Regions from separate parts of the Homo sapiens genome. Here region 2 is linked to region 1. A link is an interaction called in ENCODE POLR2A ChIA-PET data of the cell type or tissue named here. Cell type or tissue: PC-9. All regions are shown on one strand.

Region 1 (4,000 bases):
TCTGTAATTTAACAGTGAAGAAAGTTAAAAGTGGTACCTGATTAACTAAAAACTGAATTATATAGCTCTGGAGAATTTATTAAGAAATTATTAAATTGCTTTCAAATAAATATTTTAATAATGCGTAGGCATCTAACAATCTATTAGTTAAAACACAGACTTAGAAGGTATATGAGACTTACTGCTTAAAACATAAACAACTGGCTTGGCACAGTGGCTCATGCCTGTAATCCCAGCACTTTGGGAGGCCAAGGCAGGCAGATCACAAGGTCAGGAGTTGAAGACCAGCCTGGCCAGCACAGTGAAACCTTGCCTCTACTAAAAATACAAAAATTAGCTGGGCATGGTGGCGCGTGCCTGTAATCCCACCTATTCGGGAGGCTGAGGCAGGAGAATCACTTGACCCTGGGAGGCGGAGGTTGCAGTGAGCCAGGATCATGCCACTGCACTCTAGCCTGGGGAACAGAGCAAGACTCCATCTCAAAAACCAACCAACCAACAAACAAAAACAATTTAAAAAAAAAAAAAAAACAGCTAGTTAAGGCCAGGAGTTCAAGACTAGCCTGGGCACACACACTTAAGGCCAGGAGTTCAAGACTAGCCTGGGCAACTAAGTGACAGCCCATCTCTACAAAAAATATAAAAATTAGCCAGTGGTGGTCCATGCCTGCTGTCACAGCTACTCAGGAGGCTGAGGCAGGAGGATCGCTTGAACCCAGGAGGTAGAGGCAGCAGTGAGCTGTAATTGTGCCACTGTACTCCAACCCTGGTGACAGAGTGAGACACTCACTCAAAAGAAAAACCCAGAAATCTGAGGTTAGTTCATCTTTAAATCACTTTAATTTCTCTGTAGCAGAATCAGATCATGAATATTAAGATCCTGGATCAGAAACTACAAACTAGTTCAGCAGTTTTGATTTTATTATCCAAATAAGGAAATCTAAAAATCTTGACTAGCAGTTTTGTCTTTCAAAAATCAAGGGAAAGATCCACCTAAATTTAGCATTTTCCAAGTTACAGATTAATTTTAAGTCATCCCTACTTTATAATCTTAATAAGGGAACATACTTAAATCAGTGATTTCATTGAACTGTTAAAATAATCATAACTACAGTTAACCAACAATATGTAAATGTTACCCTCGACTCCTATAACAAACAATTCCTGCTCTTCATGAATAGACTCTTGCTGGCTTTTGGTTTCTTTCCCTGACACTGTCTACCTGCCTCATGGCCACTCTTTCCAGACTGCCTTAAGTTCCAGAATGCATGTGGCCTTGAAGAGTCTCTTCTGCCTTGAAGGCCATCTCTACTACATCTGTCTTTAGGACTCAGTTCAAATGATAGCTCTTTTGTTAAGTCTTCTTGACTATTTCAGTAATCAATTTCCCTGCCTCCCAGTGTTCTCCCAGTGCTTTGTGTATCCATTACAGCATTCATCAAGATAACACATTTAACATGTCTGCCCCCACCAACTCCCCCCACACACACATATAATACCTTCATCTGTATATTCTCAGAATCTAGGTGCTTAGTATTTGTAAAGTTAAAGAATATTTTTAAGGGTCTTTTTTTCTCTTAAAACCCATCTGCTAAAAAATAAATGTATTTTTATCTGTGAGAGCTGAGGGGAAACCATTGCAATGTCTACACATTAAGGAGTATCTTATACCCCTTTATAACCCAAGTTTGTTAGACATTTATTTGCATAAGATTAAAATAATTAATTAGGTCAATAAGACCATTCCTAAAGTCTAAAGACAAAGGGCACTAATATTGCACAAACCTAAGATGGTTAAAAACCTAAAACGTGGAATTTGCTTTAAAGGAGAAGAGAACAAAAAAATATAAACTGCCCTTGAAAAGAATGATTGTATGCTTATCAAACACTCAGCCTCATTTTGGCATTTAATTAAGCCATTTATTGCTTCAAATGTGTCACCATGAACATTTTGATATACACTCCATAGCAGTAAGGCCTCAATTTTCACCACCTGTGAACTGTGAACCCACATTTGGATATTTTGTCCCAACTGTTACATGAGTTTTGTACAACAGAGATTTTGAATGTGTATTTTATAATACCAAAAATACTTACTATGCCCCTTGGTGTAAATGTCACAAAGAATATTAATAGTTGGCCACATTTTTGGGGGGTTGATGAGGTAGTTCCATGTTTGGCCCCATTATATATGACTCAGATATTAACAGGTTCTACCCATTACTAAATACCTGCACCAAATTTTGGTTTCTTTCTTTACACATGCTTCATAAAATATTCAGTGTTTGAGTTTAAAACTTGTCAAAGTGTTTTCTAAGTGATTTGGTAAGGAGTGGAATTCACACTGAAAGGGGATGTAGCAGCTGGATAACAGGATGTTCCTGACTCAGACAAAGAACTTTCTCTTCAAATAAGGCTGTACATAAGGCTTTTTCCTTTGACCATTTCTATAAAATGAATGAGTTTGGAATAGTCATAATATATAGAGGATGTAAATGATACATGTGAGCATTTCCAGGCAATATACTTTGATAAACGAATTGAATACTACATTATTTATCACTTCTTAAAGGGTTATAAAATCTCAAAATATTGAGTATCATGAAATCGTGATAATCATGATATTATGAAATGATGAGTACTCACAAATGAACCTAACTTGTTTAGGGAGCTGGTAGAGTTGTATAATCAGACTGTGGCAGCTCAGAATCATGGGATCTCAAAGGTGGAAGAGATCTTTGAAATCCCCTATCTACCTCACACCCTTTGGGTAGCACTGCATAGATTTTACACTGTTATCTGAATAAGTTCTAAGAAGCTCATAAGTGGTTTAATTAAAGCAGAAATCTGATGGACCCAGTAAGTTTCAATATAAAATATATATGATATATTAAGTATCTTAAAAGTTAAGGATTTTTCTATCGACCAGACTCAATATTATACTTTAAATAAAACCTCCACTATGCAAATTTATAATTTAAATAGCACCTTAGAATAAGATCTATTCTGCAGTCAGCATCACCCTGGTGTAGTAAGGCCCAGAGTGATACAAAATTTGAATTAACTGTCATATCAGTAAGTGGTAGAATCAAAAATAGCTCAATTTGGAGCTCCCGACCAGGGGGGTCTCTTTACTCTATTTGGCTACATTGCCTCCAGTCAAAACACCCATAACCATTATTTTCGTTTTAACTGCTATACTTACACTTCTTTCATGTCTTTTAGACTGAAGGAAAAGCCAGATGATGTTCTTAAAAAAATACATTGGCATTTCAAATTTACATTAAAAATGTCTTTCCTGTATTCTTATATCACAAACTCTAAACATCATTAAAGACATCACAGATTACACAGTATTCTGTGTCCTGGGTCTCTGATTCTTTTTAGATTATGAAAGTTGAAAGTTAATTGGAATTCAGAAATTTTCATTATTAAGTATGTAAAGTATAAATACAAGTAATTTTTTAAAAACTTTATTTTAACACCTAATACAATTGCAATTTTAAGGATTACTTGCACAAAAAAATAAACACATTTGGTATAAAAATGTATCACTTTAACGCCCTTTCCCCTTCAGTCCCCCGCCCCCTCCCTCATGAACTGCACTCTATCTGGATGCAGAAACATAGAAAGACTAATGGCACAAATTACTTTTTACCTACAGGAGTTTCTGTTTATGTACCCAGGTACTCTAGAGGATACCAGCCCACATTATCACATGAACCATTTCCTTCAGCCTGCTGAATTAGTTTCACAAAGAAACAAAGCTTATTATAAAGGCATTTTAAAAACCATTATCTTAAATTCTTTTTAGAAGCACTGACTTTTTTTTTTTTTTGCAACCATTTATATACAGTGTTACATAACAGCTCTGGAGTACAGTACATGCAGCAGAATATACCTGTTGAATATAAAATACTTTCCTTAAAATCTTCATCATTGGAATTCCTTGAAGTCTAAATCATAGAATGCCCATTACTTTGAGAAAATGGTTGAGGAG
Region 2 (4,000 bases), 50 kb after region 1:
TATATAATCCCCTTCTCTTGGATGAAGTATGTGTGGGTATAAGAAAAAAAATATTAACTTTATTGAAATGTATATTGTCTGGTTAACCACAATAATGGAAGTTTTAATTTTTAGATCCTGCTCTTCTACACAAGTTTTCTTAAAAATTATCACTTATTGGGGTCATAGATTGTGGCTCTTCAATCCAGATTTACTCTACAGAACAAGCCTTATGTGGAGGGTATTATTATTTGCTTTTGTAAAAAGTAAGTTTTTTGATACTCTTATTGATTCAAGCATGAGTTTTCCTTGATAAGATGCAATTTTACCTAACAATGAAATGATTAATGGCACATAGCTTTATGAGTCAAGGTATTTGTACAAGAATGTGGAAAAGTGGTAATTTTATAACTGATTTGATCAGAGTGTCATGATTGAATTCTTTAAGGACAGGTATTTATATAAAGAATATGGTACTATCTTTAGAACAAAACATAATTTATGTTTTTTGTTTGTTTTTTAAATTCTGTAAAACAAAAACAATGAAAGATAGATTACGTAAATGAACCATGTTGGTTTTGGATTTGCAATATCATTAGATAGATACTAAATTTTAAAACCTTACTAAACAGTAATGAATGACCAAAATTAGTTCTAAATGTATATTTTAGCATAACTGTACAATAGCTACTATAAATTAATTGATTCATATAATTAATTTTATTTGCTAAAATTCCTGTTAAAATCTTTGAATACACAATAAAGTACAGCAAAACAAATTCTTTTTAAGGAATAGCTTCCTGCTTTAAAGTTGGAATCCTTAGAAGATATTATTAAACTATATATCAGTGACTCAGTTAAATTCACGGGAGATAACATTTCCCATTAAAAATTCCTGAAACAGCTCATTGGGCAAGCTATATAAGTTTATTTCTGGCAATTGCTAGTAAACTATTCTGGAAGTTCATAGAATTAAATATTGAAAATGCAATCCCTGACTGTATTTTGGATATAAATCACACCTACCAAGTTCGACTAAGAAACTAAGGTGTAGTGAGGAGTCACATTGAGCTTGTGTATATCTCTCTTGTTCTTGTAATTCACAAAATCCAGCTGTAAAATGTGAGTCTGTCATTTTATTTTCCATGATGACTCAGTGAAGACTTGGGAGGATCATGAGATCCTCAGAACAGCAGAGGGGACATTAGGCTGCGGACCAGGTGTGAAATGTAAAATCCCCTACTGTCTTAGTTTCATTTCTTTCTCCTAACTTCCTCATTGCTGTCCAGGGTTGTGGAAACTGTTTTCATCCTAGATCTGTTTTTTATTCAAAGACTTGTTTTAGGAAAAGGTTGTAAACTGATTCTGTGTGTCTAGCCTTTGGGAGACTGGCTTATCCCTACTCTGAAGTTTTTCTGTCACTAAATGATTCTTCCATTTTCTGTGGACACCAACTGAGTGTCTTCTACAATTCAGTACTATTCTAACACTACCTAGAGTTAGTGTCAGCCTCCACAGGTTTAAAGGCTCATTCCCACAAAATTGCCCTTACTTCAGATGCCAGTTGCAAGTCTTGGGTCCCCAGACTACCTGCACTTTTGTTCAACTTGGTGACAACTTGAAGGGTTCCCACATCCCTCCCCAAGATTTGATAATTCACTAGAACTCCTCAGAGAACTCAGAAAAACACTATCTATGTTTGCCATCTTAATACAATGAATGCAACTCAGGAGCAGCCAAATGGAAGAGACGCAGAGGGCAGGAAATGAGGGTTAAGTGGGGTATGGAGCTTCCATGCCCTCCTGACACCTTGATATGTTCACCAACCTGGAAACTCTCCATACCCGATTATTTAAGGTTTTTTTGTTTGTTTGTTTTTTATGCAGGTTTCATTTTGTAGGCATGACTAATTGAAGCTTTAGCCACTGATGACTGAACTCAATCTCCAGCCTCTCTTCCCTCCCAGAGGGCTGGAGGAGAGTTTAGAAAGTTCTAACTCTAACCACCTTGTTGGTTTTTCTGGTGATCAGCCCCCATCGTGAAGCAATCTAGGGACTGCTAAGTCACCTAATTAACATAACTCAGGTGGAGTTAAAAAGGTGCTTGTCATAAATAACAAAAGGTACTCCTCCTACTCAAGAAATTCCAAGCATTTTAGTAGCTCTGTGCCAGCAATCAGAGACAAACCAAATACATTTTTTTATTATACCATACCTATCCATCTCAGATCTTATTAGACCCCATAAAAAGTTTACGATGTCCTTATGAACCAGTTTAAATGAGCTCCCATTGGCCAAATTTGTGAGAGATAAATGACAAAGAAGCAAAAACTCTTTCTTAAGTATAATGTCAACCATTAACAAATGTTGAAGGAATGATGGTGTTTGAAAAAATCATCACTTGGGAGCAATCATATTAATAATCAGTTCAGACAGGAATGATTAGCTGATTCTAGAACAAGTGGGTAAAAATGTGATGAGGAACAGGATATTTATGTAGTATCAAAGTATCTCCTCCAAAATATTTATTAAATACAAGGGAAACATAGCAGTTTTACAAGTACTTGTCTAACACTGAAACCCAAGTGATTAATGTTTAACATCAACAAAAATAAGGCAAACCAATATCATGTGCCCCTAATATGATGCTCTGGAAGAACCCAACATTACTACTGTAGCATTCTACAGAAATGTAGTATTCTGTAACAATCTATAGAAAAATGTGTAACCTGAATCTAATCATAGGGGAATATCAGACAAACCCAAATTAGGGGATATTCTACAAAATAATTGACCTATAGTCTTCAAAATTGTAAGCCAAAAAAAAAAAGAGAATAATTTCAAACTAAAGGAGACCAAAGGACATGACATATGATCTTTGATTACAATGTTGACCAGATTTTTCTTTAAAAACATTATTAGAACAATTGAGAAAAAAATATAGTCTTTAAATTAGATAATATTACTGAATCATTGTTAATTTCTTGATTCTTGTATCAAACTGTAGACATGTAAGAGAATGATTTTTTTCTTAGGGATTATGCGCAGAAGTATTTGGAGCAGAGAGAATCATGGCTGTTAACTACACATTTTTTTTTGAACAATTACAGAAATTTGTTTTTATGAACAATTTTTTTCTAAACAGTTTTTTATTATCTACATATATATCAAAATGTTATCAAATATCAATAATTGGAGAATCTGCGTGAAGAATAAATGTGAAATTATTTCAAATATAACATTAGACAAGAAAAGTTTGGCTGTCCTTTTATTCAAGGCAGAGGAAATCTACTGTAGAGCTAAGGAAGCTTCAGCGTCAGAGCCCCACATTGACTTGAATCTCTTAATAAGGTTCTGGAAAGGACTCTAGTGTTGATATGGAGTGTTAGTCCTAGGGTTGCTGTAATAAATTACCAGAAACATGATGATTTAAAACAACAGAAATTTCTTCCCAGTTCAGGGGGCCAGAGGTCCGAGATCAAGAAGTCACAGAGCTGCACTCTCCCTGGAGGCTCTAGGGGAGAACACTGCCTTGCCTCTTCTGGCTTCTGGTGGCGGTAGGCATTCCTTATGTCTGTGTCACTTCGTCTTCAGATGGCCTTCTCTGAGTCTATGTCCTCTCTCATAAGGATGTTTATCTTCTCTCATAAAGACGCCTGCCTTCTCTTTTCTTAAAAGGATGCTTGTCAGTGGACTCAGGGTCCACCTCGGCAATTCAGAATGGTTTCCTCTTAAGATCCTTAACTAAATTGCATCTGCAAAGACTCTACCCAAATAAGGTCACATTTATGGGACTGGGGGCCAGGACATAGGCATATCTTTTGGGGGGCCACCTTTCAACCCACCACCACATGTGGTTTTATGATTTTTGTAAAATTTGCAATGAAATGTTTTCACTTGGTTAAAACCTCTTTCTTTCCACTTCAGCATTCTCTCTGTTACACTTATCCTTTGGTTGGGTGGCTTTGGAGTTCTGAGCAAGTTGAGGATCTGATGGGAATTCGAGTAAGACATACCTTTTA

Evidence for each region. Peaks named below come from ENCODE experiments on the same cell type or tissue, not always from the same donor. Only the 100,000 strongest peaks of a DNase experiment are listed, where the experiment ranks them.
Region 2: POLR2A ChIA-PET joins it to region 1 with 7 read pairs; 3 of 35 experiments call an interaction of 5 or more read pairs at or near these places.

What each region holds. Positions count from the first base shown.
Region 1 is chr7:120,975,115-120,979,114 of GRCh38, reverse strand. ING3 (inhibitor of growth family member 3) reads right to left here. Exons shown (of 12, transcript NM_019071.3): 12 at 1,899-4,000. Among named protein-coding and RNA genes, the nearest start is that of CPED1, 12 kb to the left of the region's middle. In PC-9, no CTCF peak of the experiment used is centred here; no DNase peak of the experiment used is centred here.
Region 2 is chr7:120,925,115-120,929,114 of GRCh38, reverse strand. No RefSeq gene overlaps it. Among named protein-coding and RNA genes, the nearest start is that of ING3, 24 kb to the left of the region's middle. In PC-9, no CTCF peak of the experiment used is centred here; a DNase peak (open chromatin) is centred at 2,064.